Regions from separate parts of the Mus musculus genome. Here all the other regions are linked to region 1. Evidence: chromatin loops called from intact Hi-C (ENCODE). Cell type or tissue: left cerebral cortex. All regions are shown on one strand. Region 1 has its middle 110 kb from the start of Gm25501. Region 2 has its middle 53 kb from the start of Gm40146. Region 3 overlaps Arsj (arylsulfatase J).

Region 1 (8,000 bases):
ACTTTAGTAAGCTCAAAGCACTCATTGCAGCTCACACAATAATAGTGGGAGACTTCAACACCCCACTCTCATCAATGGACAGATACTGGAAACAGAAACTAAACAGAGACACATGGGAACTAACAGAAGTTATGAAACAAATGGATTTAACAGATATCTACAAAACATTTTATCCTAAAACAAAAGGTTATACCTTCTTCTCAACACCTCATAGTACCTCCTCCAAAATTGAACATATAATCGGTCACTAAACAGGCCTCAGCAGACACAAAATTATTGAAATTATCCCATGCATCCTATCGGATCACCAGGACTAAGGCTGATCTTCAATAACAGTATAAATAATAGAAAGCCAACATTCACATGTAAACTGAATAACACTCTACTCAACGATAACCTTGGTCAAGGAAGAAATAAAGAAAGAAATTAAAGGCTTTTTAGAGTTTAATGAAAATGAAGCCACAACATACCCAAATTTATGGAATACAATGAAGGCAGGGCTAAGAGGAAAACTCATAGCCCTGAGTGCCTCCAAAAAGAAACTAGAGAGAGCATACACTAGCAGCCTGACAGCACACCTAGAAGCTCTAGAACGAAAGGAAGCAAATTCACCCAAGAGGAGTAGATGGCAAGAAATAATCAAACTTAGGGGTGAAATCAACCAAGTGGAAACAAGAAGAACTATTCAAAGATTCAACCAAACAAGGAGCTGGTTCTTTGAAAAAAAAATCAACAAGATAGATAAACCCTTAACAAGACTAACTAGAGGGCACAGGGACAGTATCCTAATTAACAAAATCAGAAATGAAAAAGGAGACATAAAAACAGAACATGAAGAAATACAAAACATCATCAGATCATACTACAAAAGTCTATACTCAACAAAACTAGAAAACCTGGATGAAATGGACAATTTCCTAGACAGATACCAGGTACCAAAGTTAAATCAGGATCAGATTAATGATGTAAACAGTCCCATTACCCTCAAAGAAATAGAATTAGTCATTAATAGTCTCCAAAACAAAAACAAACAAACAAAAAACAGGAACGGATGGGTTTCATGCAGAAGTCTATCAGACCTTCAAAGAAGACCTAATTCCAACTCTCCTCAAACTATTCCAGAAAATAGAAACAGAAGGCACTCTGCCCAATTCACTCTACGAAGCCACAATTACTCTGATACCTAAACCACATGAAGGCCCAACAAAGAAAGAGAACTTCAGACCAATTTCCCTTATGAATATCGATGCAAAAATACTCAATAAAATTCACAAACAGAATCCAAGAACATATCAAAACGATCATCTATCATGATCAAGTAGGCTTCATCCCAGGAATGCAGGGATAATTTAATATATGGAAATCCATCAAGGTAATCCACTATATTAAAAAAAAACTCAAAGATAAAATTCACATGATCTTCTCCTTAGATGCTGAGAAAGCATTTGACAAAATCCAACACCCCTTCAAGAGAACAGTCATGGAAAGAACAGGAATTCAAGGCCCATACCTAAACATAATAAAAGCAATATACAGCCAACCAGTAGCCAACATCAAACTAAATGAAGAGAAACTTGAAGCAACCCTCTAAAATCAGAGACTAGACAAGGCTGCCCACTTTCTCCCTACCTATTCAATACAGTACTTGAAGTCCTAGACAGAACAATTAGACAACAAAAGAAGATCAAGGTTACACAAATTGGAAAGGAAGAAGTCAAAATATCACTATTTGCAATGATATGATAGTATACATAAGTGACCCTAAAAATTCCACCAGAGAACTCCTAAACCTAACAAATAGCTTCAGTGCAGTAGCTGGATATAAAATTAATTCAAACAAATCAATGGCCTTTCTCTACACAAAGGCTGAGAAATAAAAATTAGGAAAAGTACACCCTGCACATAGTCACAAATAATATAGAATACCTTGGTGTAACTCTAACTAAGGAAGTGAAAGATCTGTATGATAAGAACTTCAAGTCTCTGAAGAAAGAAATTGAAGACCTCAGAAGAAGAAAAGATCTCCCATGCTCAGGGATTGGCAGGATTAATATCATAAAAATGGTTACCTTGCTGAAAGAAATCTACAGATTCACTGTAATCCCCATCAAAATTCCAACTCAATTCTTCACAGAGTTATAAAGAGCAATTTGCAAATTCATCTTGAATAAAAAAAAACCCTAGGATAGCAAAAACTATTCTTAACAATAAAAAAAGTGGTGGATTCACCATGCCTGACCTCAAGCTGTACTACAAAGCAGTTGTGATAAAAACTGCATGGTACTGGTACAGCGACAGACAGGTAGACCAATGGAATAGAATTGAAGATCTAGAAGTAAACCCACACACCTATGGTCACTTGATCTTTGACAAGGGAGCTAAAACCATCCAGTGGAAAAAAAGACAGCATTTTCAACAAATGGTGCTGGCACAACCGGCAGTTATCATGTAGAAGAATGCGAATTGATCCATTCTTATCTCCTTGTACAAAGATCAAGTCTAAGTGGATCGAGGAACTCCACATAAAACCAGAGACACTGAAACTTTAGAGGAGAAAGTGGGGAAAAGCCTCAAAGACATGGGCACAGGGGAAAAATTCCTGAACAGAACAGCAATTGCTTGTGCTGTAAGATCAAGAATGGACAAATGGGACCTCATAAAATTGCAAAGCTTCTGTAGGGCAAATGATACTGTCAATAAGACAAAAAGGCCACCAACAGATTGGGAAAGTTCTTTACCAATCCTAAATCGGATAGGGGACTATTATCCAATATATCCAAAAAAAAAAAAAAAAAAAACACCTCAACAAGGTGGATTCCAGAAAATCAAATAACCCCATTAAAAAACAGGGTACAGAGCTAAACAAAGAATTCTCAGCTGGGGAATACTGAACGGATGAGAAGCACCTGAAAAAATGTTCAACATCCTTAATCATCAGGGAAATGCAAACCAAAACAACCCTGAGATTCAACCTCACATCAGTCAGAATGGCTAAGATCAAAATTTCAAGTGACAGCAGATGCTGGTGAGGATGTGGTGAAAGAGGAACACTCCTCCATTGCTGGTGGGATTGCAAGCTGGTACAACCACTCTGGAAATTAGTCTGGTGGGTCCTCAGAAAATTGGACATAGTACTACTGGAAGATCAACAATACCTCTCCTGGGCATATACTCAGAAAATTTTCCAACTTGTAATAAGGATACATGCTCCTCTATGTTCATAGCAGCCTTGTTTATAATAGACAGAAGCTGGAAAGAGCCCAGATGTCCCTCAACACAGGAATGGATACAGGAAATGTAGTACATTTATACAATGGAGAACTACTCAGCTATTAAAAAATGATACCTGTTGCAAAATACATGAGACTCAAGAAGAAGGAAGACCAAAGTTTGGATACTTTGGATACTTCATTTCCCCTTAGAATGGGGAACAAAATACCCATGGAAGGGGTTACAGAGACAAAGTTTAGAGCTGAGATGGAAGGATGGACCATTCAGAGACTTCCCCACCCGGGGATCCATCCCATAAATACCCACCAAACCGAGACATTATTGCATATGCCAGAACGATTTTGCTGACAGGACCCTGATATAGCTCTCTCTTGTGAAGCTATGCCAGTGCCTGGCAAACACAGAAGTGAGGATGTCACTATTGGATGGAACACAGGGCCCCCAATGGAGGAGCTAGAGAAAGTACCCAAGGAGTTGGGGGGATCTGCAACCCTATAGGTGGAACAACAATATGAACTAACCAGTACCCTCAGAGCTCATGTCTCTAGCTGCATATGTAGCAGAAGATGGCCTAGTTGGCCATCAATGGGAGGAGAGGCCCTTGGTCTTGTCAAGATTATGTGCCCCAGTACACAGGAATGCCAGGGCCAGGAAGCTGGAGTGGGTTGGTTGGGAGCAGGGCTTGGGAGGTTATAGAGAACTTTCAGGATAGCACTTAAAATATAAATAAAGAAAATATCTAATAAAAATTGTTTTTTTTAAATATATATCGATTTAAACTAAGCACATTTTAGAAATTGTGAAAGAAGTGTTCGTTTCAATAAACCACTAGAAAACAAGTGAAAAAAAGAAACAAACAAACAAAAACAAAACCACAATAGTAAGCATCACCAAGAGACTCAACTCCCTATGAAAGAATATCTAGATGAAGGTTGGCACTGAGCAAGTACGGGTGAAAACAATAAGAATGAACACAGGAGCAAGACCACCATACCCTACACCTCTTAAATGCAACCAAGTCACCAAGATCGATGGGGTGAAAGAAAGAGCAGAGATAAATTTAAGAGGCAAGGCAAGCCTGTCCATTGAGCTTACAGTGGAAGATTTTTCCAAACCTTGAGCATAGGGTGCACAACAAATGCATGGCACTTGCCAGAAAAACTTCTCAATGATACTACAATCATGAGGGCAAAAACACAAAGCCAGAGAAGCAGCAGCTGGAGTTGTAAGGGAAGAAGGCCCACTCATCTACAAAGGCAAACACTGCAGATTGACATCACACCTCGAGTCAGCAATACTAAAACCCAGGAAAGCATGCAATGATACACTCCAAGCTCTAAATGGATTTCAGTCTGTCTGCCTGTCAAGACAAGATGGCTATATCCAGCACAGCTATCTGAAAACAGATGGAGAGATATACCAGCACAAAAGAAGGCAGTTGATGGTCATGAAGACAGCACTGAGAGGAAGCTTAAGGAGATGCTGTGAGAGGAGGAGGAAAGAGAGCCTCAGCACCTGATCACAGGAGGAGTAAGGAAAGAATAAACAGCATGAGAAAATACACAAATAAAGGAAAGCTAGGAGCCAATAAAATCCAGCTCATTAAGCTAACTGGAGAGGAGGTAGCTCATTAAGCTAACTGGAGAGAAAGAAAAAGGACAACCATCCAACCAACTATGCAAACAATCAACAAAATTAGAGAAACTGGCAATCCCTCAGACATAGTTTAAGTGAAAATGACCTCAGTTTGGTTCACCAATAGCGAGATAAAGACTGGCTTAAAAAACTAGACTCACGGGGGGGGGGGGGGGGGAACTAGACTCACTTATCTGTTGCCTCTAAGAAACTCACTCATTGGCAAACACACCCACACACTGAGAGTCAAAGGAAGGACACAATCTATGAAGTGAGTTGAAGCTGTTAAACAACAACAACAAAGCCAAACAATTGATGTAGTTATTCTGATAGGTGGCAAAACAGATGGCAAATTGAAAGTTGTTGAAGAAAGAAGGCCACTATGTGTTAATCAAAGGAACAGTTCATCACACAGATATAACAATTATATATGTGTATTGCTGAATTCTGGGGCACCCACTTCATAAAATAAAGATTAACGGACAGAAAAAGGTCTGATATGTCCTGGTAACAAAAAAAGTGTGTAGTGGTAAACAGTTAATCTGCCTTGAGCTCCCAGCGGGTCAAATGTGCTTCTAGCCACGCTCCAGAGCTCTGGGTTTGTGAATGACAGTCACATACATGCAGTGATATTTTTAATACGCTTTGTTGGCTCAGTGGCTGGGCACTTTCTGAAACTCCCAGTGACTAACACACACTCCACTCTGGAAATTCTTGGTTAACATTTTCTAAATCTATATTTTATCTTTGCTATCCCAGACCCAGTCAGGGGAGTAGTTCCTGTGGTCATTTACTTTGATTCTTACGTGTGGACAGGACCTTAAGTTTAATCTCTCTGCTTTCCCATCACGGTGATTCTCTTTGGTCTTCTACCCACTCAGTCCCTTGCCAGAGCAATCTAAAAGTCCCACCTCCATCTCCCTGTCCAGCTATACTGTAATTCTTTATTAACAATCAAAGCCAGCTGGGAGCAGGTGCCTTCAGAGTCTGGAAGCCCGAGTTTTGGAGCTGAATTGAGATGAAGCATTAGAACCAGTCCCCAACAAAAGTGTGTGACTTCAGGATCTACTCATTCTTAAACTCATCCTATAAATGAAAAGTTAATAAAGAGACTCTTGAGTTATACTACAGGTCAAGTGGATCTAGTCAGTGTATACAAAATATTCCATTCTACCAACAGATTCGGAATACACGTTCTTCTCGGCAGCCCATCTAACCTTTTCAAATTCGGCTCACATTCTAGGCCCAAAGCTAGCCTTAAGGAACACAAAGAGATTGAAAGAATTATTGCTATCTTATCTGATCATCGTAAGCTAAAACTAAAAATCCAAAACTATGTAAACTACACAAATGACTGAGATTAAATAAAAAGCATTCTTGGATAACTAGAGGGTCATTAAAGAAATACAGTTTTAGAATCAAATGAAAATTAGGACACAATTTACTGTAACCATAGGACACAACTAAAGCATCCCCAAGAAGAAAGTTTACATCTCTGATCGTAGAAACTAAACTATCAGACTTCAGGATCTACTCATTCCAAGGCAATCCAATCATACAACTTGAATTCTTAGAAAGACAAGAGCAACCCAAACTCATAGCGAGAAATAAAGATCAGGGCATAAGTTAATGAAATGATGATTAAAACACATATGAAGAGTCAGTCCATGAGCTGTCCTACCAACATTAAATCAGATAATAAATAAGCACAGGTCAGTAGTTACACTGTTGCTTCTTCAGTATGGAGAGAGGTATGCACCCAGAACAACTTGCCTGTGAACTGCAATGAGGTATGAGGAAGCAAGGCTAGGGGGTGGGGAGATAAGGGTGGGACACCCCAGGCATGCCTGTGTGTTGTAGTGTGTGTGTAAGAGAAAGAGAGGGAGGAGAGAGAGAGAAGGAGTACACAGTCCATATGTATGTGAAGAGGAGGAGGAGGGCAATTAGTGGGGATCAATATAATTGTCTGATGAATGCACATCAGTGTTCTTATGTCAAGAACATATTGCATACGTAACAGGGTATGTTACATATGCAACATTCTCAAATCTGTTGAGATGAGTTATTTTCTCTTTTTAGTAAAAAATGCACTGCTGAAGACCCAATATGTAGAGTGACTGTGCTTCCTTGACAAGTGCCCAAGAAAATAATTTTCTATAAAAGCAAAACTAGGGAATCAACAGACAGAAATAATTATTATCATTTGTTAGACATTAGGGTTGGCTTTTTATCACTGGAGAGATAGTTTCTAGAAGACTAGAGTTGTGGCAATGTGGCACTGCTATTCTGACCCTACCCATCTTACCTCTATAAGTGAGAAACTGCCTGCTTGCTGTGCAAATAACAACATAAGCAAAGTGCTTGAACCAGTAGCTGACTGACAGAAAGGTCTCAATAACTGCCTCCCTCCCCCTCTCCCTCCCCCTCTCCCTCTCCCTCCCCCTCCTCCTCCCTCTCTCCTCTCCCTCTCCTTCTCCCTCTCCTTCTTCCTCTCCAGGTGTGTGTGTGTGTGTGTGTGTGGTGCGTGTGGAGGTCAGAAATCATGTTTGAGGTGTTGGTTCCCTCCTTCTACCATGTGGGGTCTGAGAATGGACTCTGATTGTTAGACTTGTCAGCAAGGGGTCTTACTTAACCTTCTCTTCATTCCTAGTGATGCACTTTTTATTAAAAAGAGAATAAGCCAGGCGTGGTGGCGCACGCTTTTAATCCCAGCACTCGGGAGGCAGAGGCAGATTTCTGAGTTCGAGGCCAGCCTGGTCTACAAAGTGAGTTCCAGGACAGCCAGGGCTACACAGAGAAACCCTGTCTCGAAAAACCAAAAAAAAAAAAAAAAAAAAAAAAAAAAAGAGAGAGAGAGAGAGAGAATAGCCCATCTCTACAGATTTGAGTTAAAATGTTGTTGGTTTTCTGATTAAATTTTTAATAGTTAATGTGTAAGTGAATTGTGTGTGTGTGTGTGTGTGTGTGTGTGTGTGTGTACAGAGATGTTAGAGCTACTAGGTCAACAATCCACTCCACATTTTACAAAGAGAACTGTGAGCTAGAAAAGTGAGCCTGTGTGTGTGGTGGGCAATTTGGTCACAAAAGCAGTCATGGACCTTCTGCAGATGTCCAATCGCCTGCTGTCCTCTAGT
Region 2 (8,000 bases), 850 kb before region 1:
TACATTTTCATAATGATCTTCAGGAAATCTTAATAGGATGGGCTAGTGCCCCGGTATCATTATTAGGCTTTGTAATAGTGACAGGAAAGGCATATCACCAGCAAACTTCTGGGATGAAGTCTCTGGTGACTTTACATCTCAGAGCTCACCCATCTCAGGCCATGAAAAATGGTGGGCCATCTCTAGAAAACTCATTTGCATGCATTAGTCTTTCCTAGATGGCTCCTGACAATACATTATCCCAGGTATATCTTGGATTCTTTTATTTTCTTCAGTTATATTTAATACATTAAAAATTACCAATCATTTATATAAAACGTCCCTATATGACATCTATTTGTCTCCTCATTAATTGAGCAATCAACTTTACTCTGCCTCCTCTCAGATCAAACTACTTTTCCACTGCCTGCACATCAGAAATTGATTAATGTACCAAAATACAAGCTGCCTGTCACTTGCAAACCTTGTAACTGGGTGTAGAGCATGCCAATTATCACCATTTCCCATAAATAAAATCCAAAATCAATATAGAATTCAAAGTAATTCTACCATTTCAGCCTGGCTCCTACAGCTCCTTTAGAAATCTGAGTTTATAGAGCCACGGAATTATTGGTAACTCCAGAAATATACTGTTGGTTTCTTTGCATATATATCCAAAAGAGGGTTGATATCCACCCAGCTCCTCTGCTTTAATGTTTATTACAAATCTAAAGTTTGTGTGTCTTTTATTTGGGAACTATATGTTCTAAGTGAAATAATAAACCTCAGATTAATATTTACCACAACACAATATTTTACTGTTTTTTCCAATTTTTATTAGATATTTTCTTCATTTACATTTCAAATGCTATCCAGAAAGTCCCCTATACCCCCCCCCACACCCTGCTCCCCTACCCACCCACTCCCACTTCTTGGTCCTGGCATTCCCATGTATTGGGGCATATAAATTTTGCAACACCAAGGGGCCTCTCTTCCCAATGATGTCTGACTAGGCCATCTTCTGCTACATATGCAGCTAGAGACACGAGCTCTGGGGGTACTGGTTAGTTCATATTGTTGTTCCAACTATCAGGTTGCAGACCCCTTCAGCTCCTTGAGTACTTTCTCTAGCTCCTCCATTGGGGACCCTGTGTTCCATCCAATAGCTGACTATGAGCATCCACTTCTGTATTTGCTAGGCACTGGCATAGTCTCAGAAAATTAAATAATACTATTAAAAAATGGGGCACAGAGCTAAACAAAGAATTCTCAACTGAGAAATACCAAATGGCTGAGAAGCACCTACAAAATGTTCAACATCCTTAATCATTAGGGAAATGTAAATCAAAACAACCCTGAGATTTCATCTAACACCAGTCAGAATGGCTAAGATCAAAAATTCAGGTGACAGCAGATGCTGGCAAGGATGTGGAGAAAGAGGAACACTCCTCCACTGTTGGTGGGATTGCAAGCTTGTACAACCACTCTGGAAATCAGTCTGGCGGTTCCTCAGAAAATTGGACATAGTACTACCGGAAGATCCAGCAATACTTCTCCTGAGCATATACCCAGAAGATGTTACAACTTGTGATAAGGACATGTGCTCCACTATGTTCATAGCAGCCTTATTTATAATAGCCAGAAGCTGGAAAGAACCCAGATGCCCCTCAACAGAGGAATGGATACAGAAAATGTGGTACATTTACACAATGGAGTACTACTCAGCAATTAAAAACAGTTACTATGTTTCTTAAATATAGTAAACAAGCAGGATACAGCAAAATTCTTTCAAATGTAGGTCCAAAGTCATCCTATTAGAGAACTATTAGGAGTTCATACAGATTAGGCCATATCGATGACAACCTATAAGTTACTGTGGTGTCTACCAGAGGACGATTTCTAAGCAATCTATTAGGATACTGAAGTACTGAAGCCGTATTTCTGACAATTCGATTATGACAAATTGGAGTCAAAACATATGATGGAGAAAAGTTTTCTGATTAGATAGCAGCTCAAAACAACACTAAGATGGGCTTGGAAATTTCAAATACTATTCTTATAAATACACTTTCCCAGCAAAACTGAAATTACAAGAGACAAATGTTCAGTTGACCAGGCTGTGACCCAGGAAAATTCAGTAGTTTCCCTGATGAATGATCAGTAGCAATATTAAGACTCTGATGCTCTGCTTCTTAAAACGCCAGAGGACTTCAGAGTCTAGGGTTGCTCCCAAGTTCAGTTCTGTCTACTGCCTCAAACACATGGATTTTGAAATGTCTGGCTTGTTGACTTATCAAATACTTAACTCCAAAATTAAACCAGCACTGACTTGATATTAATATGTTAAATGCTCAAAAGTGTTTCTGTCTAAAAATGGCCTGTCTTTTTAAAAGAGTGTAATTGTTGTCAATATATTAATAATAATTGCTATTATAATTTAGCGATTTAATTATTTAATAAGTACTGACAAGTAAATTATCAGAGAAATATATTTTAAGAAATAAATTTTCTCAAAAAAGCCATTTGCTACAAAACATAAAATATGAACATGAACTAAAATAAGGGGAGGGGTACCACTTTGGTTCGTAAGTTCCTTGGCTAATATTGTAAAATTGTGAAGTAGCAATATAAATTAGTTTAGGAAAAAATTATCTAGAATTTCCATCAAAGATAAAACCATAGGGTATATTTTTGTCAGATAACCTATGAATGTGTATTTTGTGGATTATTAATTTTCTTTAGTAGGAAGAAACACTAAATTATTAAACATTTTTCTTTCTCTAAAATTATCAACAAATCTTTACTCCCTTATATTTCTGGAGGGTGGAAGTCCATACATAGCATTGTTGATACTTAGAGAGAGCTGCTCTCTGCTTCCTAATGGCACGCTCATTTTCTACCCTCCAGAAGGATAGTCTCTGTTCTTACACGTCAGTAAAGTACAAAGGCAAGGGAGAGAGAGCTTTCTCTGAAGTCTCTTTTATAAAGACATTAATCTTAATCATGCCACTGAAGATTTATATGTTTTATCTGTGTGTGAGAAAATCTTTAATTGCTAATGTAAAAAAGTTCATATGACCTGAATAATGGCTTTTAATAACATTGGTCATAGAGAATATGTTTTAGGAAGTGGAGGTCATTGGATGTAGAATTCTGGCAACAATGTAATAGAGCAGCCCCAATAGATAGCAGAGGGCAATATCTAAATGAAGGCAAAAGCCTTACCTATGGGAGTGTGGTATGATACTCAGAGAAATGCTATACTGTGCATAAACAGACTGACTTGTCTGCCTAGGTATTATGAAGCCTCGTACAGCATGATGTTCTTCCTCTAGACCAGTGGTTCTCAACATGTGCAGTGTGATAACCAGAAGGGCCACATATCAGATATTTATATTATGATTCACAACAGTAGCAAAATGAGTTATAAAGTAGCAACAAAATGATTTTATGGTTGAGGGTAAACACAGCATGAAGAGCTGTATTAAAGGGTTGCAGCATTAGGAGTGTTGGAAGCATTGCTCTAGGTACTTCCTGTTTTGCAACAAGAGTGGTATAGAGTATCTAAATAAAGGAAGTTCCCACGATATATCTGACACCTTGATATAGTGATGTATACTTTTTCGCATATAATGGATATGCTTCATTATAGCTAGGGCTTCCAGAGCCTGGAAGGTGGTGGTCATGGACATCACCATCCCCGGTGTCAACAGCTCAGGAACAGCCACCCCTTCGGGATGTCTTCTCCTTTCAGGTGTCTTATTTTTGCTAACTCTGCTGTTGCTGCTTCATAGCAAAACTGATTTAAAAGAATAATAATATTCACTGAACTCTGGCAGTGTTAATTTAAATCTTTAGTTTTCTGGGGTGGAAGAAGTACTGTAGATCACTTAAAATTCTGATTAACAAAGTATTTCTTTGGAAAGATGAATCTTAAAAGAAGAGGCAATGAATTTTTATTTTAACTGAAATAGATTCACTTCGACTAATGTTTATTTTATTAGTTGTACTTACAGTGTTTTCACAAGTACTTCAAAATTCTTTCAGATGTCTGAATTTGATATAAAACTCCCATGTTTTCCAGTGACCATTTTAAGTACCAGTATACTCAGAATTTTGCCAGACCTAGAAAAAAATATGGGCTTCTCTGTAAAGTGTCTAGTTCCCGAGAGCCACTGTTTATTAATACATGCACACACATATATACACAATCACTCACACATACATAAATATGCACAGTCATACACAGAGATAGACAAACTTAAAAGCATACATAGCATAGCATAGATACATATACAAAGAGACAAAGATGCCACCACACATATACTCAAACACAGAGGCATATAGGTTTCAGTTACACAGATTCACATATATACAGACATAGAGAAATTTTGGGAGTGAGAGACACAGACACGTACACAGGCATACTCAGAGATACACAGACACACATAAAACACACAGGTGCATGCATATACACACACAAAATAGAAATATGTGCAGACAGAGGGACACATAAGCGTACTGAGAGACGTGCAGATACACAGAGATAGATCCACAAACACCACAGAGTCGCAGAAGGACAAACCTGCAGTATTTGCTACAAGTCACTTTTCTGTTCTTGTACTGTGCACACTTATTTTTTCTGGTCTAAATTATCCTTATTTGTTTAAATGCACCTGTCATGCTCTTTCCAAGACAATTCTAGCAATAAATATTTAAGTGTCTAAGATGGGCTATAGCACATCATTGATATATGTTATGATGGTATTAAGACTCCCTAGGAGCTATGCGATCCATTCAGGAACTACAGCTAGGGTATGATCAGTCATTAGCTAGAACAGACTGAAGGACTATTTTGAAATTACTCTATAGTGACAATTCACTTCCAGCTGAGAATACTAGAGTAAATTAAGAGCTGGAAATCAACAAAAAGGTTTTCATATCTCTGAATATGAATCATTTTATACTAGATTTCAAACCAGAGTAATGCTTGCTGAGTTTTGTCTAGAGCTGGGCCATCCCATAGGGACTAGTTGTATGTGATGATTTAAATATAAATGCAGTCAGTCCAATGTAATGAAATAAAATTAAACTGCTATTCTTTAGTCTGTGGTGCATGTTTCAAGTGTTGACAGGCATAGATGTCTTTGGCCATCGCACTGGACAGTGCAGTTATGCACATCACCTCAGGATGTGCATTTGAATTGTGCTATTGAGTTACAAGGTATTCTCAGATCCTTGGAGTTTTTTCCTATACAATCAGGGTGTACATTAAAATGGAAGCCATTCTTTTTGTATCTGTTGATGACATATGCTAACATCTGGTTGAGTAAAATAAAAACTGGTTTGTTCATGTCACTGTATCCAGTGCCGTTTCTCTTTTTTGCTACTTTTTTTAGGCCGAAGAAAATGTGACCCACACATCAGTTGAATTTACTGCAGTTAACCTAAAAGTACTCTGTGGTAAAAATTTAGTGTCCTTGTGACTAGATGTGACTCCACTACTAGATATCTGTACAGAGTTTTGATTCTTTGCCTCTACTGAGCTAGGGGCTAGCCAGGTTGTTGTTGGAAAAGCTGGAGACTTCTAAACGTTTTGGCTCTTGTACATTCACCTTCTCATTCAGCTCCTGGCAATTGGTGGGACAATACTGTCTCCATTCATTTCTTCATTTAAAATAATACCTGGGAAGGGAAGGGATGGGATGGGATGGGATGGGATGGGATGGGATGGGATGGGATGGGGTGGGGTGGGGTGGGGTGGGGTGGGGTGGGGTGGGGTGGGGTGGGGTGGGATGGGATGGATGGGATGGGATGGGATGGGATGGGATGGGATGGGATGGGATGGGATGGGATGGTATGGGATGGATGGGATGGGATGGGATGGGATGGATGGGTTGGGATGGGGAGTTTTCTCAGAGGCTCTCTTCACTGTACACTTTCTAAGGTCTCTTCCCTTTCTTCATTGTCTTTCATTCCACAAAAGACTATACAACAAGGCCATAACAACTTGTCTTGGGAGAGAATTCAATATACCCATGAAGTAGGTTTTATGAGACAAGGTGAAGACTTTGGGATGAGGGGATTATGATAGGCCAGGGAGAAAGGAGGAGAGGAAATAATTTCAAAAAGCAGACTTCCGGCTCCTTCCAGCATGAGACCTGGGTCAACATGAGGTTTTGCTTTTCTTCCTTGCTTGGCAATTGTGTTCAATGGCTCCTATCTGTACTAGGCTCTGATTGTTTTGGGTAACTTTTTCCATACTGAAGCCTCCTACTACTGTGAAACCAAGGGCTAAGAATCCTGTATTTAAACCACTGGAGAACAATGGAGGGTAATATCCTTAAGCCTGATTTGTCAGCAAGATTCTTCCCAGTTATTGGTACTAAAAAATGCTAAGACATCACAAGGCACCTCTTATGATAGCTCTAGGAATGGAGGTTAGCAGAGGGATGCTGGAGAAGCCAATGTGTGCCTTAGACATGACATCAAGATATAAGAAAATACTACCATCAAACTGGGAATTGGGTTATATTGGAACTAAAAACTAAGTCTGGAAATTTTATGAACATGGACAAAATTTAGCTTTCTTATACCTAATGAATTGTGGCTGACCAAAGTACTACAAATTCAATGTCGCTACCTCTGATAAATGCCACATGGAAAACTTTCAGGACCATGTGGCTAATAGATGATACTTGGTTGATGGTTCACACTCATGAGATACTTGATTTGATACAGAACAGGCAAGTAGCCTTTCTGTAACCCATGAGTATTACTCCTGCAGATGGCTTACAGGGTGACAAAGAAGAGGAGCTCTAGGAAGCTACACCAGGTATTTTAGCAGGAAGTTGACTCTCATACTCCTTACATGTCAATCCTGTCACCCAATGCTGGAAATGCTCCTAAGTATAGTTTTTTGGCCAGAAAACAAACAAAAATATTTTTCAAGTTTTTTTTGTAATAATGAATCTTTTCAGAATAGAATACTATATAGTGAGCTAGAGTTACTTCAAATAGACAGTTCTTGAACCAAGACCTCCTTGAATGTATCATTTAGCCTGTGGCAACAATGGGACTATTGAGGGAGTGGGGTTAATTAGAACACAGTTCTCTGGATGGGACATTTTCTTCATTCTACTACACAATGTAGGCAAGCTCAGGATTGGAATGTGGAAGAAAGAAAACAGAAAGAAGTCTCTATAAAATGCTACCCATATAGCAGACTCAAACACACTGCAAGTTAACTATGGAAATCAGGGAGGAGCAGGAAACATTGTTTTAAAACCTAAATATTCTAAATATAAACACTCTTAAGACAACTTTTCAAAAAGGCAGGGTATTATTGGAGGAGCACATCCATCTTAGCTTTTCCAATATTCAATAACTTAAATATGTGAAGATATATATTAGAATGACCAACTAATAAATTAAATATGCCTTGATAGACATGCATATTTTAATTTTTTTGTTTGTTTGTTTTTCTGAGATAGGGTTTCTCTGTGTAGCCTTGGCTGTCCTGGAACTCACTGTGTAGACTAGGCTGGCCTTGAACTCAGCGATTTGCCTGCCTCTGCCTTCCAAGTGCTGGGATTAAAGGCATGTGCCACCACGCCTGGTTTTTTTGCATATATTATATAATTTAAAGTTTGCAGGCCTAGCCTGACTTAATTATATAAACTGTTTAAAAGTACAGGTGTTCTCTGATTAATAGAAAGTCAAATTCAAGTAACTAGAGGGATTTACTGCACAGTTGGAGGCTTCAAGATGGATGAGGCTACTTGACATGGAATACAGGTGTCTGTGGAGTGAAAGAGTAGCCCTGTAAGGAAATGGGACATTAGTCCTGCAGCTACTGCCAGCATAATAAACTTAGTTCTTCAAATGGAGATTTATCAGGTTAACAAATGGATTTGGTGCCCTGCATAAAGAACTCTACTATTCAACTCTATCCAACTATGAACTAATGTAGGATTATTGTTGAGTTATTGGATTTTTCACGTTTGATGTATATTAGAATA
Region 3 (8,000 bases), 500 kb before region 1:
AAATTCAAGGCCAGCCTGGTCTACAGAGTGAGTTCCAGGACAGCCAAGACTACAGAGAAACCCTGTCTCCAAAAACAAAAACAAAAAACAAACAAACAAAGTAGTGGTAAATAAGGCAACTTAAGGGAAACCAGAATTGCTCTTTTTCCAAAAGGAAATCTTTGAGATGAAGTAACGTGAAGGAATTGGTTCTCGGTTCCAGGAACAGTGGGAAAATCTTAGAATTGTATCCTTTGTTTCTATTAAAATTACCAGCTTGACAGTTTGCAGTGCTGAAACACAGCACTCAATCTACTCAGAGCATCTCAAACTATTTTCTATCTCAGCTAAATAAACTTGGTCACGCTGTGTTCCCATGAAGAGGAATGCAGTGTCTTTAAAATTTGAAAGACCTGTTATTTGATCTATCTCTTGTTATTTTCATGACTAGAAGGGTTACTGGCAAGCCTTAAAGAGCAGTGCTAGCTCAAGCATGCTTGGCATGAAAACTTATCACTCAACATGGCGAGAGCACTGCCTAAAGGTGTGAAGATCTGAGTTCCCTTCAGCCCTGGAACACCCAGGCCAAAGGTACCTACAGGGGGCGTGCTTTGAACATTGCTCCTCACAAAGTGCATTTCAGACCAGTGCTCTTCACTGCATTTGTCTATGGTTCAGTTGCTCATTTGTGCTGAGCAGGAGTCCATAACCATTAAGATCCCCGTGTATTTAAGAAAGGTGGGCGTCAGGGAGATGATATGACTCTGTGGCTTTAGTCTCCCCAAACCTCAAAGCTCAGCACGTGGGGAGGGGATAGTTTTGATACAACACGGGTGTTTCCTTAGGTCTTCACAGAAAACCTCAGCATTCACTAATATCAGTGACTCTCAAGTACTATCTCCAGGAACTGTTGGGAAATAGCTCCTTATGATAGAAGAGACTGTATATTAATGTTTCCTGAAAAATACATTAAAATCTGAACCATGATAGGACCGTCCTTCAGTGTAGACTGGCTAGACATTTTTGAAGAATCAGCATATTATATGGGAAAAAATAGCAGATGTAGAATCCAAAAAAAAAAATCTCATTTGGAGTTGACAGGTGTGCTTTAAAGTTGTTTTTTTATAAGATCTATCTAGGCCACTAAATCTTTGTACTATTTTAAGACTAGGTTACTTTAGCTATAAATGGGGATTGTAGTAGTTATAGAAGACATGCAAAGCAACAGAAGACTTGAAACACAACAGGTCAGTCATCATAATTTGCATGGTGTTTATGAAGCTCTACCCATGGGAGCAGGGAGCTTCTTTTACAAGAAGAGCAACAACCTAGCTCTTGCAGGTCAACTGGGCTTCCAGTGTTTCCATTGTTTTTTCCCAGCCCTTTTTCTTATTTAATTACATGGTCACTGAGATAATCACGAAGCTCAAAGCTCGCTAAGACCGTATAGGCGTTGATGTATTGTGTTAAGTGAATATCTCCATAACAACCAGGCTCCTTGCTGATTTTGACCGATTTTACATACAATTGGTGGCGGGATGGCAAGTGAAGTGTATCTCCTTGCACTGCTAAAGGCCAGCCTCATCCTGGGTTTATACAGTGCCTCTCGTCTAGTGGAACCCTGAGTGGCTTCAGAATACTCCTGACCGGTGTCTACTTTTCCAGCCCCACCCTTCTCTCGTCCCCTGCCTGTGTAAAAAGATCCTTGATTTTATTTTTCCTCAGATTTTCCCAATAATGAATTGTATCCATCTGGCATGGGCTCACAAACAGATGCTTGCACATGCTAAAGAAAACAGTCAAGAAATTGAGACAGGAAAGAAAAGAGCAGGGCTCCATTTATAGGAAGGAAGAGGAGATGAAAATAACACGAGACAAATAAGTACACAGAGAACAGCAAAAGGCAGAAGGTTGTCTCACTAGAACAAGCCCCAGATGGTTTCTAGAAGGCTCCACGGCTCCTAGAACATAGGTGTGGGTTGTCTGTGGACATTTTAGAAGCAGCCCACTTTAGGAAGTTGCACGTTGATCCATTGCTGTCTGCTATGAGTCGGGACCAGCTGTCTTGTTGCTGTGAGATAAATTTCCACCTATTGTACTGGCATGTGAAAACAAAAATATGCCCATCAGTGCTGTGGGAATCTTCATCCTCAGAATAATGTGTGTAGTGAAAGATAAGAGAGATGATGTTGAAAGTTACATTTGATGTTTGAGCTTCAAATGACATAAAGGGGAAAAATCCTTTTGACAGCTTGAAGCCAACTTTGAAATAAGGCATATTGTTTAGTTTAGTTTCTTAGTATTTATGATGAATTTTAAATAAAATTTTATGCAATTGAAAATATAAACAAGTAATGCGATTGTGGGCCTGTCCACAAGTCCATAAGTCCGAAGCATTTTCCAGTTCATACTTCTTGAAAATGAAGTTTGTTTGTGCGTTAATGAGAGAATGCTATTAGGGGAGCTTAATAAGTTCAGCAAATTAAGTGTTAATTTCAGGGGAAAACTGAATCAGTTGAAAGGAATATTGCTTTTTTTTTGTGACTGAAAAGGGGTAGAGCCGTGGGAAGTCATTGTTAATAGCTTTTATCTATCTAGATATATAACAAATTCACTCAGATTTTTTAAATGTTAGCCCCTTTTGGAAACCAGAAGTCCCTGTAGAAAATTCCAAACAGTTACATCCTCCTGTGCTCAGGAAGATCCTAGAGGCGCAGAACAGTTAAACTCTAGAAAACTGGACTTTATAAAAAGAATGGTGCTTACTACAGTTACGTATAGCTCATTCTAGAGTGTTCTAGAAATACATAGAATACTAGGAATACTTTCTTTTGAGTTGTAGGCCTTCTCAAACAGTTTCATTCAATCTCATGCCATGCGTCTACAACACCAGGGACCTTATCATTTCATGAGTTAACCTTTGGAGTCACCTTTATTTTTCTGAGTACTTGGTCTTTGTCATTTTAGTCAGTTCTTTAAAGGTTCGTTTATTGAGCTTTCACCAATCATTTTAACTTAAACTGTATTTATCCACCCACCTAGATTTACAGATGGACAAATTCAACGTGTTTTTAGCCCTCGAAGCGTACCCACCCTTAACTGCTTCATGTATTTTCAGTGCATTGGTCTAGGATGGTACTTATGTACCCAATACTTGGGGGAAATGGTGCATATCTTATCTGATGTTAGAATCGATACTGTACTTTGCACTTACATTTATTAAATGCATACAAGTAAACTAAGTTATCTATTATACTTATAGGTTATATGTTTTCCTCAAGACTTTAAAGAAAACCACATGTGTCAATAGTTTTGTTCGTGTCGTCGACCACTATACAGTGAACTTCAGACTGTGAGTGACTAGTGAGAAGACAGACTCTCTACAGATACTAACAGGGAGGGTCAGGTCTTGGAGCAGAGTGCCATCAGATCCCCCACTCCAAGCCCCCAGCCAAGTTTCCTCCCAGACATTCTAATGACTAAAGCATCAAGCCTACAGTCTTTTAACATAGTCTGTGCAATAGAGTTATGCTGTCTTCTGCTCATATCAAACATGGCTATGCTGTCTAAATTCCTACCACCCTGTTCCCAGTTTCCTTCTAGTTAAATAGGCATGATACTCCTTTATAAAGTTGTTCCAGCCATGGAAGAATTTTTGGGTTCTCTCATAGACATGTGGTAAGTAGTCAACACATTGAGTCTATGAATGCTGAGTCTACACCATTTTGATCTTAGCTTTGAAATCAGACTTCCACTTCAACCATTACTCCAAGACTTTCGTTTCATAGCTATTGTCTGACATCTGCCCTAGATTTGGTAGATTGCATTGCTTTGTGAGTGGTTGAGAGCTTACTAGCTGACTTGAACACGATAGTCCTCTTATGATTCACTTTTAAGGTGGAATTTGAGGATAGGCCTGACTGATATTAACCTCTCCTACAAAGAGCTGGGAACTGGCCTTCACTGCCCATCTTAAATGGTACAATTGGTCTATTTGTCCTTTTGACCAGGCCTCAGCTTGGGACTTATTTCTTTACCCTCTATTGCCCTCTAGTGACTGCTTTCAGTACTGCCTCACCCGGGGTTTATCCTCCCACTGAAACCCTTGGTTTTCTAAGGACTATAAGAACAGTTAGTTGAATCGTTGCACAGAGTAGATTAAATTACATGCTGCATTTTAAACATATATCCATGTATTAAATTATTAATAATAGATATTTAAGACTCATGAAAATGAAGGAAATCAAGATACTGAAGGTGTAAAATGTGCCATGTCAAAAAGAGAAGCAGTTTAAACATTAGAAATTTATACTAATTACTACAGGCGCCATGATTAAACATTCTCCTTTGTTAGCCAATTGGTTGCATGGAAGTCACAAAAGGCATTATCGATCATTAAAAGCAACTTTGTATTATTTACAAAGTGCATGCAAAAAGAACATTGTTTAAGTTTGTTCTAACATAACGCTATCAGGGAAAGTTAAACATATGTTATACCTTAGTTTCAATAAGGAAAATTTATAAAAAAGGTGATTGATTTAAATTTTAAAATACAGTGAGTAATGAACAAAATGTTGATTTTTGCCATCCAAAGTACTTTAGTATTTGTCATTAACACAAGTACTGTTACCTCAAACTCAAACATAATTCACACGAAGACACAAATTTACTAAAATTAACAGGAGGGTGCAGTAATACTTTGATGAGAAAGCAAATATTTTTAAGACTTACAAATAGCTGGAAGATTGAGGGAAAGGCTCAAGAAATAGAAAATTCTCGATAAAGATCAAGAAAATAGATGATTCTTCTACAAGATGTGGGGAAGCTGGCTTAAAAACAACCAAGATAAAAAAAAATCTTAGTTTTCTGTGCTTGGAAGAACACAGTAAGATGTACAGCCAACAGACACTGAACTTCCCATGGAGGAAGGGGATAGTCCTATGGAATTCTGCAATGCTGAGAACCCATCCAGAGTACTAAATTCAACTCAAAGTGCCAGGTTAGCTCTGGCAAGCACAGACCATGATGCCTGGCAAAGTAACCAACTCAAGAGGAGGGGAGCAATCCTTACATGTGTGACGAACTCTGGGGGAGGGGGGTTCTGTACTTTCTGAGATTCTAAGCAAGGAGAGCCTGGGTGAACATTAAATTGAACCCATTATTAGTAACTACCTCAGATGGCCTGGAGTGAGGGGCCAGTTCTTAGTAGTTAGTGCATGTTGTGCAACTTCGCACACCTGCCTGAGACTGGACTCCAGAAGACACCTAAGAAGCCAGAGCAAACCTGTGCATGTCTGTAATCCCTGCACTGGAGACAAAGGACACAAGAGACTGTATGTAGCCAAGGGTAGCCTTGAATTTCATGATCTTCCTGCCTTAGCCTGATGAGTCTTGCACCATCGTGCCCAATTCTGAAGTAATTGTTACTACACTATCATGACTTGACTCTTGTAATTTAAAAAGTAAAGGCATGTAGACAGAGGAAGTAAGAAGCTAGAGACTTCTGTACAAGAAACAGAAGAGATACATCCATGTAACAGCAACAATATAGTTACTGTGTCTTGATGTGAAACCTGCTAAACTATAATGCTATGGATGGGGAGAAGTTATATAATTTATGCAAATATACAACATTATAAATATATTATTATTATTATTGAGGCAAACAGAAATTAAGGTTATGTAAATTAGAAAGAAACTTGGGAGAGTTTTACATATTAAAGACATAAATTATTTCTTCATATAGCTGTATATAGGAAGTGGTATAAAAAAGAACCTTTTATTTCATTACTATTTTTACTCTCTAATGTTCAGTGTTGATCATGTATAAAATCTGAGGTGTGTAAATGCGGTCCTTTCCACCATGCCCTAGTTCCCAAATAATGACTCAGGGGCTTATTATTTATTTAAAAATGCCCATGCCAAGCTAGGCCTGACCCTGTTAGCTTATAACTTAAATTAACCTGTTTCTACTTTTCTACTATTCTGTCTGCCACATGGCTACCTCTCTTCTGTTTTATGAGTCAAACTTCCTCCCAGTCCAAGCAGAGAATCTTCCCACACCTCAGACTCTTTCCTAGAGTTCCTCTCTCTCTGCCAAATGCCCCACCATTTTTTAACCCTTACCTCCCCCTTTTTAATGCCCCACCTTTTAATCCTGCCTCAATTTATTGGCCATCAGATTTTTATTGACAGGTGATGCTTCCACACAATACACAAGAAATCTTATCCCTACAGAAGTGGTAATTCACTTTGGAAAACATGATATTTTAAAATCGTCGTCAGTATCTTTTGCTTTTTGATGCATTTATTTTTGGTGCAAAAGTGTCTTTTGACATGTAAATCTTCTTGATATAAGCCCTTTTCTGTCTACATCGTTGCATTTATGCATGCCGACTACAAGTAAATCCAGAGTGGTGGCCCCATTAGAAGAGCTGTTTGCTTTAATTAAGGAGAGCAAGTACAGTCCCTGCTTTATCTAATTCAAGGAAGGAGACAGATAACAAACTGGAAAACAGGCTGTGCAAAGGGCGAAGAGGGAGATTCGGTCTCGCTGTCTTTCATTCAACCATCGAACAGGGTTAAATGTGATTTACACTCTTTTTATTTTAACTTAATCATTCCAATAACTGCAAAGCAAATTACTTTTATGCCGAGAGGGAAAAGTGATTCTAGGGGGAAATTTTTTTAAAGAATAGAAAGAAAGAGATTGCTTTCCTAAATCACTCTGCCAGCAACTCTGAACCAATTGATATTTTTCAAGCCCCTATGGGTTCCATCAAGATCCAAAATGGTTGGTTAAAATTACAGAAGCTATGTAGAAATTACTTAAGGGAAGTGTTTTGCCTTCCTTGAAAAAGAAGGAGAGACAAAAATAAAAAAAAAAAAAAAAAAAGCAGACCACGAGAATGTACCCAGTCCATTAAAAACAGACCACGAGAAAGTACCCAGTCCATTTCTAAGCAGTAATGATCATATGTTTATATAAACAGATCTATAGAAGCATAAAGGTAGCCTATATCGAGCATGTTAATATTTCTAGGGTTTCTGAGGGCAATTGTGCCAGGTTTTCATGGCTGTTTATGATGTCGCTTCATTCCTCAAAAACCTCCCCCTAATTTACATGCCTTGGAGTCAGTTCCACGGAATTCAGTGACCGCAACAGTAACATCAATTTCAGTAGTAAAAGTTGAAGTACCTCTATCCTAGCTTGTCCCCTTGTCAAAACTAATATTGAGGAGAGACTAAAAAAGAACTATGACATCATTTGTCTATTTGAACCCAGAAATGCTTGTTAATTTTTCTGTGTACTATTGTTCTCCATACTAGCACATAACTTCAAGAGCTAAAAATATTATCCTCAACTCCTGAGTTAAAATATATCCAAGATTTTTTTAAAGTCATAACTTTAGGAGAGAGCAATTAAAATGCTACTGATTCAAATGAGAATTGGGGAGGGTGTTTGTAAATACTTGTAAAGTTAAAGTGAATTTGATGAACATAATCCTGGTTAACACGCTTTAAAATATAATATTTGGGGCAATGATTTTCTATAGAGAAAAATAAAATTTATTTTTAATGAACAAATTTAGTTACATTGGTATGGTTAAAATAATTTGTTCTGCTCTCAATTTGCTACCACTTACATTGATAAAATACCCTTGGCAGTCAGAAGGCTTACATCTATTTCTATAAAAATGATGGTCCCCAGAAAGTCCTCTACCTGCCCCATCCCCAGCATGCCCCTGAAAGGACACCATGTAATCACTTTAGCCTGATTCCAGACCATGGACAACTGCTTTAATACAGAACATAATTTTGTTGGACTTGTTGGTTTCAATTTTTTTGAATAGATCATTTTTGATGGCTAATTGATTCTACAACGATGAACCCTTAGACACCTGCTTACTTGACAAGGAACTAGTAACTTAATGCAGTAGTTTATCTTTTGCTTGCCACATCAAATCAGTTCAACACAAGTCTATCATAGTTCTTTTTTTTTTTTTAACTAACCAGATCTT

What was found. A loop is a pair of places that touch in the nucleus more often than their neighbours do. Peaks named below come from ENCODE experiments on the same cell type or tissue, not always from the same donor. Only the 100,000 strongest peaks of a DNase experiment are listed, where the experiment ranks them.
Region 2: a loop joins it to region 1, with 8 times the contacts of the local background. A loop is called at or near these places in 8 of 42 quality-filtered maps.
Region 3: a loop joins it to region 1, with 2.4 times the contacts of the local background. A loop is called at or near these places in 14 of 42 quality-filtered maps.

What each region holds. Positions count from the first base shown.
Region 1 is chr3:126,895,732-126,903,731 of GRCm38, forward strand. No RefSeq gene overlaps it. Among named protein-coding and RNA genes, the nearest start is that of Gm25501, 110 kb to the right of the region's middle. In left cerebral cortex, no CTCF peak of the experiment used is centred here; DNase peaks (open chromatin) are centred at 4,565 and 7,976.
Region 2 is chr3:126,049,386-126,057,385 of GRCm38, forward strand. No RefSeq gene overlaps it. Among named protein-coding and RNA genes, the nearest start is that of Gm40146, 53 kb to the right of the region's middle. In left cerebral cortex, no CTCF peak of the experiment used is centred here; no DNase peak of the experiment used is centred here.
Region 3 is chr3:126,399,016-126,407,015 of GRCm38, forward strand. All of the region lies in intron 1 of Arsj (arylsulfatase J), which reads left to right. All of the region lies in intron 1 of Gm35351 (a long non-coding RNA gene), which reads right to left. Among named protein-coding and RNA genes, the nearest start is that of Gm35351, 4.2 kb to the right of the region's middle. In left cerebral cortex, a CTCF peak has its summit at 4,046 (motif pointing left); DNase peaks (open chromatin) are centred at 1,917 and 4,017.